Regions from separate parts of the Homo sapiens genome. Here regions 1, 2 and 3 are each linked to region 4. Evidence: chromatin contacts called from ENCODE Hi-C or POLR2A ChIA-PET data. All regions are on one chromosome and are shown on one strand. Each heading gives the region's core, a stretch centred on a gene start or an enhancer-like site at or near the end of the contact. The rest is flanking DNA. Distances are from core to core; before and after follow the strand shown.

Region 1 (2,700 bases), core at 60-2,559, 2.8 Mb after region 4:
TTAAAATTAGATTTTACTTCACAGAATCCTAATCTACTTGTCTGACTTTACACAGTGTTTCTCTACTTTGTAAAAAGCATGACCCTTTGTGATAAATATTACAGCCCCACCAGCCTGCTCTCTTCTATGGAAAATTGTCCATCTATAATGATTATGCATCCGTAGGACCAAAAGAATTATGGCACTCTCATTAAAGGGCACCTCCCTGATTAGACACGAACACACACACATATGATAAGTGAGGCTACAGATCAGTTTTTATTAGTAAAAAAGTATCTAAAACACCTCAACTACTTTTGAAAAGTGTACCTTTGCTTTCTATAAAATGCTATTTGAGGAAACCACAAACAATGAATTTTCCTGAAGGAAACAAATGAAAATAAAATGTAAAATGTAGTGAGCTGTGGATATGCAGAGGCGAAGTTATTTATTCTAAATACCTGGCTTTGTACTTTATAATACATTGTGCAATCTGAACATACCAATTATTACAGAGATTAAGGCTCCAAGCTTTTTCCGTACTCTATACACTCATCTCCCTTCTGTCCAACAAGATTATCTTCTCCCAAAGGATTCTCAATAGCTGGCATACAATAAAATCAAAACAGTAAAAAGCCCAAAAAACCACCCCCCACAAAACCACCAAAATAAAAACGGCACCAAGTGGGATAAAGTTTCGAGATCCTTAACTAGGCATATCTCAACGTGCTTTATTTAAAATAAACGAACTCTTTGAGTGCCTTAAGAGGAATATATTTAAATAAACATAGAACTCCTCTATTTTTGATTAGATGTCTAATTTTTTTTAAAAAAGTATTATATAACTAACCACTATCCAATCTGTTAGAACTCAACTTTTTCTATTCTACAAAGAAAAAGCTTCATACCCCAAAGCATTTGCTTGGGAATTTCGGGAGGCAGCTCTTCCGCAATACATCAAGTCCCATTCGCCCACGCCCCCCCCATCTAAAAAACAAAGTTTGGGGAAGCACTAGGCTTCCGACTTTGACAAGTCCCAGAAGACAAAGCCCAGGGCTGACCCCCCACGCCTGGCGCCGCCCGTTCGCAGGCCAGGAGCGGCCAGGGCCTCCCGCATGCGCTCCCACACGTACGCGCAGCGGGCAGCAGCCACCCCACAGCGTACACGAAAGTCGCCTTGCGCGGCTGGAGCCCTGGAGCCCACGGCCGGGGCCGCGGGCGGGGCCCGGGACTGCGGTGCTGCGCCCGAGCACGTACTGAGGCGTGGCCTGCCGCGCGCCGGGCGGGGCTCGGGAAGTTTCTCGGGTTGGCTTGGGTTTCGCATCCTCATCATGTAGCGCCAGCCACACCAGGAACAGAAGGGTGCCGGGTACCTTCCGCATGCTTGGTATTCTCCCCGCGGGGCTCTGACCGCTGCCGCTCTCAGGCACCTGTCTTTCCTCTCCGTCCCAGAATGGAGCCAAGACAAGGGAATAAACGAAATTCAATAGTACACGGAGATCGGGTGTCTGGGCAGCGTCTTGGAAAAACTATCCACTACAGGTAAGAATAAAAATTATGTCCAAACCTCTGAAAGGTGTGAACACATCAAAGCTCCAGAAGGCGTTCATAGGAAGGTTTATGGTAAAGTATAACTTTTATCCTACAGGGAGACTATTTTTGTATCGAATTCCACTAATTTCACTATTTCTCTGTAAAATAATCTGGGACGACAGGTTCATCTCTATTTAAAGGAACGAAATGTGAGCAAAGTGGTTAGTGGAAAACTTAAAAAAAAAAAAGTAAAAGTTTTTTTCTTTACATTTTTGTTGGTTCCAGCTGGCAACACGTTTGCAAAGGTTTTATTTAACCAAATCTTAATGTTGAAAAAAAGAAAAAAAGAGGATTCTTTACTCTGCAACTTGTTTTAGGTATTGCTACTTAAACATTTTGAACTTTTAGATTAAGTTTCTACAAAGCGAGTAATTTTAAGTTCATCTTTTCTGTACAGAGGCTTCTAGGAGGAAAATAAGATTTGGAATGATAATCGTGAGGTTATAAAAACTTAAACATATCTATTATGCCATTAAGTCAAAACAGCTCTGGGAAAAAATACCATACATTGATACAGTCTTTTATAGTTTGTGCTTTCCCATTCACTACCTTGTTAATTTGAGTTAATGTCTCCATAACTGGATATCTCAATCTCTAGTTCAAATTCAGAACCCACTAAATGGCACTTGAAAACACTTTTATTCATTTCTATTTATGCCCTGCCACTCCTCTTAGGACATTCCCTCAATGTTATGTGATCTCATTACTTTCAAGTGACATCGGATCCTCAGTTTTCCACACCTCCATTGCCGCCTTCTGTTTGCTATTTAAACAAACAGTTAACAATGGAGAAAAGGGTATGTTCAACTGGATTGGCTAGCACTGCAGGGTGGTTAGCTCCATGGACTTTGGAGTCACTCATGGCCACCTCAAAAGCTCCGAGCCTTAGATCACTTCTTCAAGACTATATACTGTATAGATATACTCCTCCCTTATCTGGTACTGCTATGAATGAACTATATATAGCATTTAGATCTCAAATGAAGATTTACCCAAGCTCTAAAAGTAATAGATGGCAGACCAGAAATGTAAGCTTAAGTCTCCTGACTCTAAAGTCAAACTTAGAACAAACTTGGTTTGTTTTTTAATGATACTGCATTAAAAAAATTAAAATAGCTTTATTCTTTT
Region 2 (2,700 bases), core at 103-2,602, 2.8 Mb after region 4:
AGTTCTAACCGAGTGATTACTTACTTTAGATATATGTTGACGGTTTTCCTTTAATATACTTCAATTTCAGGAAAATGAGACAGAGTTCGAAAATTTTTGCAACATTTTAGTGCCGCATTTCATTCACTCATCATATACTTTTTTCAGTATCATTAAAACTGCCTAAATTTAACCAGCCCCTACATTTTCATTATTTGAAGAATGAATGAGGCATATATTCATTTATAATATCTGCGTTCTCGTGACAGGTGATATGAACTCAAGTATCCAATTCTGAAGTTCTCTTTAAAATGTTGCCATTTCCCTAAATTCCCATTACTCTGACTCTCAGTCTAGGCAAGTTTTTCAAGGCGATTAAAACGAAACAAAACCTGCACGTGCAAACTAAAAAGTTCGCATCTTAAGGCCATCGCGGCAAATCCCTAATGCACAAAGGCAAAGACACCCGCGACGGCTGGACAACTACAGGACAAGATCGCATCCGACCACGCGAGTCCCTCAGTCGGGAACTCAAGGCCCCAAGTCCACTGGAAAGCCAGGACCAGCGTGCAGGGTCCGCCCCAGGGCCGAGTTTTCAATGGAACTGGAGAGGATGGGGGCGGGAAGGAGCGGAAGCTCCGGGTGCAAACCGCGGCTACCGAGCTGCAGCTCATTTCTCTTCCCGGGGTTTTCAGGCTGGGTAAAGTCCCCTCCGGATGGGGCCACAGAGCAGGCTGGGTTTTTGAGGCGGGTAGGTGGGCGGCGCGAGGCCCCCACGGCCGGCGGGGAGGGCAAGCAGGGCTCAGACCCCGGCCCCTGAAAGCACTTTCGAGGCGTCTCCCACCCCCCACGACAAGATGGCGACGTGGACAGCGGGGGAGCCCGGCCGGCGAGGTTGGGGGAAGAGAGGGGAGGGGAGCAGCAGCAGAAACAAAAAGGCTGCCCCCCCCAATCCCATTAACGCCGAGGCCGGCCCAGGAGCCCAGGGCGGGCAGGCGGGCGGGGTCGCCGGGGGAGAAGGCGGCGGGCCGAGGGAATGGGCTTACTTTTTCTTGTCGTTCGCGCCGCCGGCGCCCTCCATGGTGAATCGGTCCCCGCGATGTCTTCACGGCGGGCGGCCCCCAGGCTCGCTCCGGCCTAAGCGCTGGCTCCCTCCACACGCGGAGAAGAGAAGGAAAGGCAAGTCCAGAGGTGGGGGTGCGAGGCGGGAAACCCCTCGTGAGACTAGAGAGAAGCGGGCGGCAATCGCCGGGGTCCGGGCCCGGCTCCGAGCCTCTCCTCAGGTGGCTTGTCAGGGCCCAGCCCGACACACTGGCCGAAGCGACGAAGAGGGTGATCCTCCTGTCCCCTCAGACGAGGCAGCACTGTGCACTGAGGAGCTGAGGCAGCGTCAGGGGGCGGGCAAGGGCGGAGGCGCGCTCGGGCGCGCGGGGAGGGGAGAGGGGGCGGGAGCGCGCCCGCTCGCCTGCCCAGGCCGGCGCGCGCTCCCGCAAGCCCGCCTCACCTGAGGTGGAGGCGGGTTCCTCGAGATCCAATGGCGAGCGACGCAGGCGGCAAGTCCCCACCCCAGCCCACGCCGCTCTCAGCCAATCAGGAGGCGGTCAGCTGAGGCACAGCTGGGACGGGCTGCGACGCTCACGTGCTCGTCTGTGTTTAGCGGCGGAGGAAAGAGAAAGGAGATGGGGGTGCGGCTCAGCCCGAGTCTGGGGACTCTGCGCCTTCTCCGAAGGAAGGCGGTGCCCGGCTTTGGGAGGCGCTGCTGAGAAGGGATTTCGGTTGCCTGGTCCCAAACATGCATCATATTTTCCTACTCTTGGTGCAGTAATGTAATGCTCCTGCTCTCTTTCTCCTCGGCCTCAGTGCTGGGCACGATTGCCGCCCAACTCTGCTGGGCTCTCTGTTCAAAAAAGCAGACTTCGCCTCGTGGCAGCAAGCCCTTCCTTTGGTCTCGTTGCTCAGATGTGTTACAACGGGGTCTTTCCTTACCAGATTACCTAACCATGGGTCAATGTCACCCACCGCACTCTTTGCCACGGAGCACAGGGGAACTCACCTTGTCTACTAAGTTTTTCTGTGGCGGAGTTTACTTACTGAATAAATGCAATTAAAAATAAAAATGAACTCCTGTTGCTGTAAACTTCAAGGGAAATAAAGTTGCAGGGAAATCTTAAAATCTGAAACTATGTTAAGCATTTGCAAATAGGTATAAATGACTTTAATAAGCATATAAACCAATTTCAGGGAAAGAGTAGAAAAAATGGCCTTTGGCAACTTTGCAAGCTACTAAACAAAACATAATCACTTTTGTCTTTGGAGGCATAAACTTCAAGCCTGTCAGTCTTCTAAAAGAAAAATATGTTTTGAGCCCAACAAAGTAGCATTGCACATATATCTCCACTTGGCGCTAAATTATTTTACTTCTCACCTTTGCCTTATGAGTTTCTTGTTAAAACCTAGCTTTGGGTTGTAAATATAAATATCTGTAGTGGCTTTCAATTGTATTAGCATGTAAAAACAATGGTCTATATAGAAGCATCAAACTCTGACAAGACAACAACCAATGTATACAGCACCTCTTTTTAACTGGTCAGTAGACCTACAAAGATACGATTAAACATTGACCTTAGCGGACAGGGTGGTTCCAGCTACTCAGAGGTGTGAGGCTGGAGAAGCCTGGGTGTTCCAGCCTAGGGAACGTAGCGAGACTCCGTCTCTTTAGAA
Region 3 (2,700 bases), core at 174-2,673, 2.8 Mb after region 4:
TCTTTTAAAAAATAGCTTAGGGCCAGATGTGTTGCCTCAGGCCTGTAATCCCAGTACTTTGGGAGGCCAAGGTGGAAGAACTGCTTGAGGTCAAGAGTTAGAGACCAGCCTGGGCAACATACTGAGACTCTGTCTCTATTTCAAAACAAGCAAACAGCTTAGAAAATCATTTTCTTTAACTCTTACCTCTGATGCTTTTAATTATGTGTTCTCTTATGGTGATTGGCTGGGGTTAAAATATTCTGTAGCATTGCTTTGCATCATAGCCCCAGAGAAAATGAAAGGGGAAGAAGGAGTTAGCTTCCCTTTTCCCCGCTGTTCTGCCTGCTTCCTGTTTCAGAAAAATTAAAATAAGGTGTGAACAGCCACTTTCTCTTGAACATATTCTTCCATATATACTGGGGTAGGGTGAGGCATGTATTTGTGGGGGCTGGAGGATGGCCTCTGTTACAAAATTTCCTATGGACATTCCTTATCTACACTAGTGGGGAACAATGAAAATTACTTGTACAATGAACATCACTTATACAGGACGCGTATTACGGTACATTCTAATTTTTAAAAATATCAACTCACATAAAGAGGAGGCCAACCCTGACTTATCTCATGGGCAAGCTGTATGGCACAAATGAAATTACTAATGTGAAAGTGTTCGGTCAACTCTAAAGGTCCTTACAAGTTTGTGGGTTTTTTTTTTTTTTCAGACAGAGTTTTGCTCTTCTTGCCCAGGCTAGAGTGCAATGGCATGATCTCGGCTCACCGCAACCTTCACCTCCTGGGTTCAAGCGATTCTCCTGCCTCATCCTCCGGAGTAGCTGGGATTACAGACGCCCGCCACCACGCCCAGCTAATTTTGCATTTTTAAGGGAGACAGGGTTTCTCCATGTTGGTCAGGCTGGTTTCGAACTCCCAACCTCAGGTGATCCGCCCACCTCAGCCTCCCAAAATACTGGAATTACAGGTGTGAGCCACCACGCCTGGCCACGTTTGAGGTCTTTTTAATGATTAGAAATTTCTTATACTCTGGCATCTGTAGAATCCATTCAAAGCCATAAATTTCTGCTTCTTTCCCACACCTGGTGGGAGAAATGGGGGAATAGGCCCACAAATCGCCTTGGCTTTTGTGGTCTCCCAGTATGCTCTTTTGCATGGACAGAAAAATGAGGGAAATGCTTTTACCTTCATCAAACCTATTGGAAATGGTTAAGTTTCCCTTCTTTTGACTAAAACAAAACTAAAAACCACAAGAAACCTACTCAAGATTGGCTCATATGAATCACATCCTGTGTGGAACCCTGTCCTGTGTCAATGACACTTAGACACAGAGCAAAGAAGGGAGAGGGTGGGTCACTGTTTCTAAATGCAACGAAGGGCACTTTCATTAAAGCACTAAGGCTGCATGCTCAACAGGTTTAGCATGACTCAGCAAGATGGGTCACTGAACACCATCCACCCAAGGGCAAATGAGCTTGTCCAATCACATGACCTACAAGATCAGGGGATAGCAAACCAGACCTATGGTTTGCTGAACAGCCTGCACAAGCCAGTCCCGTTACATACAGAACAGTCAGAGGAGAAGGTCACCGCCAGGGCAGTGGAGACCACTGCGGATCCTCTTCTCAACACTGCTCTACCATGTTACCTTGTGTCTAGTTGTGTGTCTGCCAACCACTTCTACAGAAGGTGCTGAGGCAAACCTCCTCAAAGGTTCTGATTTGGATCTTCCATTTGGAGAAGACTTTGAGTCTGTCCATATTCGTGGCTTTTTTTTCTTGCACTGGGAACTGATGCATTGCAGACACAAATGAGCCCAATGTATTTTAAGCGAGAAAAAGTTCCCACCCTCACCACCAATTACACCCTTGTCATTTTTTTCTTGTTCTAGTACCTACGTGTGATTTAGTACTTTCCGAGCATTCCATTCTTTCTGAAAGCATAAGCACTAATATGTGTAATTTGCTTGCCTTGTCATTCTGAAATCTTTTAATGCATACAGTTCAGACATCCTGTTTGTTTAATATGAGCAATGCCAACTTTATTTACTGTAATAAATGTACTTCTTTATTCTTCTGGAAAAAAAGGGAAATTAATTGAAAAAGACACATTTAAGCTATTCCAGTGTGTAATACAGAGGCTGCTGGTAAAATATAATACAATGTCAGGGAATTCCACAATCTTGTTTGCTTTTTGGTTTCATTTTCATATTTTTCTTAAATATGGCATTGCTACAGTACAAAGTAGAAGAACATATTTTAGTGTCTGATTCACAGTCTCTTTACTAACTTTGGAACTTTAAAACCTGGGCAACTCTGATAGTGAGAGGGTTCAAGAAAATTGACATATGTGGTGAAATGTACTTTTGTGGCCTAGCTTTGCGTTTCAGAGCTGTTATACAGTCAGATTTTTTTAAATGAATATCTGCAACTGTTCCAACAATTCTGGTTTATGAAAATGTTGCTGGTTTTGCATAGGAACTTCATAACCTGCATGATATTACTCATGGGTATTTGTGGGTTTTGCTTTAGATATGGAAAGGACGCCTCTTGGCAAACATATTTTTTCTTTTGCTTCTCAGAGGTTTTGTATTCAGCTCAAAAATCCCCAGTATCTGTTTCCTTAGGTTCATGGGCTCCTTTAAACTTTACATTTGTATTTCTATTTTTTTTTCCAGTCAACTTCATGGATGTTTTGGAACGTCCT
Region 4 (2,700 bases), core at 192-2,691:
TTCTCCCGCCTCCCGTCTACACCTCCCCTCCCCCCTCGAAAAAAATAAAGGCAGAGAAAGAAAGAAAAGAAGGTAACTAATTTGGGAACTAGTCTCCGTAGGGGCTTCGCCTCCGACTCAGGGAGGCCGCACGCCCGGGACCTGACGCGCCGGCAACAAGCAGGCGGCCTGGCAGCCGCCCGTCACCGGGTCCTCGCAGCGCGTCCGCCGCGCTCCGGCTCCCCGCACGGATCGGCGCCCCTCCGGCCCCGCACTCCGCCAGGCCCGCGGCCCGTCGCCCTCCGGCCTGGGCCAAAGTTGCGCAAATAGCCCCACAACTGGCAAATACTTACCGGCCGCAACAGGAACCAGAGCTGCGGAGATTTTAGGGAGTTTAAGGCAAATCAGCCGCGGGAAAGGCGGGCGAAGGCGAAGGGGCCGCGAGCTGCAGTGGCGGCGGCGCGCGGCGCTCGGCGCTCGGGCTGGGCTGCGCGGAGAGGCTCTGGCTCTGCCAGGGACTGTGCTGCAACAAAGGACTTCCGCTGCCGCACAGCCGCGCCTGCCGCACCGCACTGAGCCGGCCCCGCTTACGCGGCGACTCCGGGTCTGCCCACCAGTTCGCTGCGGCGTCCGCCAGCCTTCCCCTCCCTCTCGCCCGCCCACCCACTCTGCCGCTGGCTGCTAGGGGCACCCGCGGTCGCCTGTTTGTTGCAACAAGTTTCTGCGTCGAGCTCCGAGGAGGCTGGCGCAACCCGCACCGCGGGGGCCGTCGCGGCGGCGGCGGCTTGACCACCCCTCTTGCCCCTCTCAAGGGTAGGCTTGGGACCTCCTCCTCCTCCTGTTTGCACAGCTGGATGGAACTGGGCTCCTCCCGACTCCCCAGGGCAGGATGCGAGGCTGCTTTCCCACTCCGTCCAGATGTCAGACCCCTGCCCGTTGGGCCCAGCAGCTGGGCCGTCACTCGCGGTCCGCCTCGAGTGCTCCGGCAACCTCGCCCTGCCCCGTCGGTTCAGGGTCGCCCAGTCCCCGCGCCCCCCCGACCCCACCTTCCGTGGGCCTGCTGCCTCTGGCCCTGAGTCACTTCCCCCGCCATGCCCCACCTCGCCCAGTCCGCCTCTCCACCCAGGCTCCCGCGGCTCGGCCTCCCTGGCCCCGCGCCCTCATCCCTTCCCCAGCGAACACGCGGGCGCATCCTTCCCCACCCCCACCTTCACCCCAGAACTGAGGGGGTGCCTGTGCTTTTGCACACCCTGGGGAAAGTCCCCGGGTCACGCGGTTGTTTGTGGGGAGCCTGTGACGCTCAGGCTTGTCCCTATGCTTCCGCCTACAGAGTCACAACTGCGAACTGTGGCGGCGGCACTCAGAGCGCGGGCCGACCCCCGCCCGGCCACTGAGGCGGGCGGGCGGGAGGGCGCGCACGTACGCACGCACGCACGCACGCACACCCCGGCCCTGGCGCCCCTCTTTCCCCTGCTACCAGACACGCGGTCACGTGGGGCCATCGCGGGCTGCCGGCGCGGGAAGCCGCGCGAGAGGCGGCCGAGGGGTGCGTGAGCCGGCGCCACTGCTTGCAGTGCGCGGCTTGGGAGCCCGCCCCTCCTGCACGGAGGAGTCGGCCTGCCGCCGCGGCGGCATCTGGGTAAGCGACGCGGTCCTGCCCCTGTGGGCTGCCCCGGGCTCAGTCCCTCCTGCCGCGAGCCACCCAGGGCGGCGGCCTGCAGCTGCACCAGTCGCGGGACAGATGCAAGTAGCTGGGGAGAGGGGTGTTTTTGGTCCGATTGAGATGTCAGGCAGGGCACAGGAGGAAAATACATCCGCGAGTGAGCGCTGGGCCGACAATACCCAGAACCACCCTTTGCTGCTCGTAGGAGCGGCTGCCGGGGCCTGATTCAGGGTGGCACACGGGGTGCCGCGAAGGTGCAGAGCCGTCCCGGCCGCGGGTCCGGGTGCGACCCCCAGCAGGAAACCCCAGTAGGCCTGCGGCCTCCCTCGGGTAGCGCCGACCCCTCTTACGAGCGGGCGACTTTCCAGATGCTGGGAGGACGCTGCGGCTACTGTTTCCACTCCCAGCTTGTGATTACCTCGTTTCTAGGGCAAGAAGACATCCCCCCCTTTTCTATCTTCAAATTATGTTTATCTTGTTCTAAGCATATCCGGTTTTTCTTTTTGAAGCTTGACCCATCTTATCACCGTCTTCTCTGGCACTCAGTATTTGGAGTAATCAGTTGTTACCAGTTGCGGAGGCAGCGCATAGCACAACGTAGTACCTGGAACCTGACGGCACCTAGCATGTTTCAACAGTTAGCGCCCGCATCACCCCAAGGGATTAAATTTGGCATTCTTTCTCTTGAGACTCAAGTCCTGGCAGAGCTGTTGATCCTCTCACAAGATTCTGTCATGTATGTAAAGTACACTTTGGAATCTTAAATTTTAGAGCCGAGAGGTGCCTTATAGAAAATCTGTTTCATCCCTCTCGTTTTACAGAGAAGACACCAGGCCTGAAGAGCGTGATGTAGCTGGAGCTAGCTACACCTCTTGATAGCTAAGACTCCAAGGCTCCAGACACCTTGGTGATTGCACTCTCCACCATGCCAGGACCGCAGTGCCAGTTTACCCCACTCACCTGTAGAGAATGTATCCGGCGGAGGTCATTATATATACTTGGCTTGATTCAGGTTATGGAGAAGTCAGGCATGGCCACTGTGTGGGTTTGATGGTATT

What was found. A loop is a pair of places that touch in the nucleus more often than their neighbours do. ChIA-PET counts read pairs that join two places held with the same protein, here RNA polymerase II (POLR2A). Pooled maps may share reads with other maps.
Region 1: a loop to region 4 is called in a pooled map, with 4 times the contacts of the local background. The contact joins the promoter of HIF1A-AS3 here to the promoter of ZBTB25 in region 4. A Hi-C loop is called at or near these places in 2 of 168 maps with a recorded cell type or tissue (B cell and naive thymus-derived CD4-positive, alpha-beta T cell), 1 of 37 single-sample maps with no recorded cell type and 9 of 50 pooled maps.
Region 2: a loop to region 4 is called in a map of gastrocnemius medialis, with 37 times the contacts of the local background. The contact joins the promoter of HIF1A here to the promoter of ZBTB25 in region 4. A Hi-C loop is called at or near these places in 3 of 168 maps with a recorded cell type or tissue (B cell, CD4-positive, alpha-beta T cell and gastrocnemius medialis), 4 of 37 single-sample maps with no recorded cell type and 11 of 50 pooled maps. POLR2A ChIA-PET finds 5 or more read pairs at or near these places in 1 of 52 experiments (activated CD4-positive, alpha-beta T cell).
Region 3: a loop to region 4 is called in a map with no recorded cell type, with 8 times the contacts of the local background. The contact joins the enhancer-like site here to the promoter of ZBTB25 in region 4. A Hi-C loop is called at or near these places in 3 of 37 single-sample maps with no recorded cell type and 5 of 50 pooled maps.

What each region holds. Positions count from the first base shown.
Region 1 is chr14:61,749,706-61,752,405 of GRCh38, reverse strand. It overlaps HIF1A-AS3 (HIF1A antisense RNA 3), which reads left to right and starts at 1,309. Exons shown (of 3, transcript NR_144368.1): 1 at 1,309-1,521. RefSeq lists a silencer at 978-1,287.
Region 2 is chr14:61,694,165-61,696,864 of GRCh38, reverse strand. HIF1A (hypoxia inducible factor 1 subunit alpha) reads right to left here and starts at 1,352. Exons shown (of 15, transcript NM_001530.4): 1 at 1,026-1,352. The coding sequence starts at 1,060. HIF1A-AS1 (HIF1A antisense RNA 1) reads left to right here and starts at 1,042. Exons shown (of 2, transcript NR_047116.1): 1 at 1,042-1,158. RefSeq lists silencers at 894-993, 1,294-1,593 and an enhancer at 1,664-2,033.
Region 3 is chr14:61,661,399-61,664,098 of GRCh38, reverse strand. No RefSeq gene overlaps it. Among named protein-coding and RNA genes, the nearest start is that of HIF1A, 33 kb to the left of the region's middle. Within about 2 kb of position 1,423, at least 18 of the 41 ENCODE cell types and tissues checked have a DNase peak (open chromatin) inside an H3K27ac peak, as active enhancers do.
Region 4 is chr14:64,502,579-64,505,278 of GRCh38, reverse strand. ZBTB25 (zinc finger and BTB domain containing 25) reads left to right here and starts at 1,441. Exons shown (of 3, transcript NM_006977.5): 1 at 1,441-1,618. ZBTB1 (zinc finger and BTB domain containing 1) reads right to left here and starts at 509. Exons shown (of 2, transcript NM_001123329.2): 1 at 333-509. RefSeq lists silencers at 200-309, 420-679, 1,280-1,709 and enhancers at 399-1,069, 1,170-1,259, 2,030-2,129, 2,190-2,309.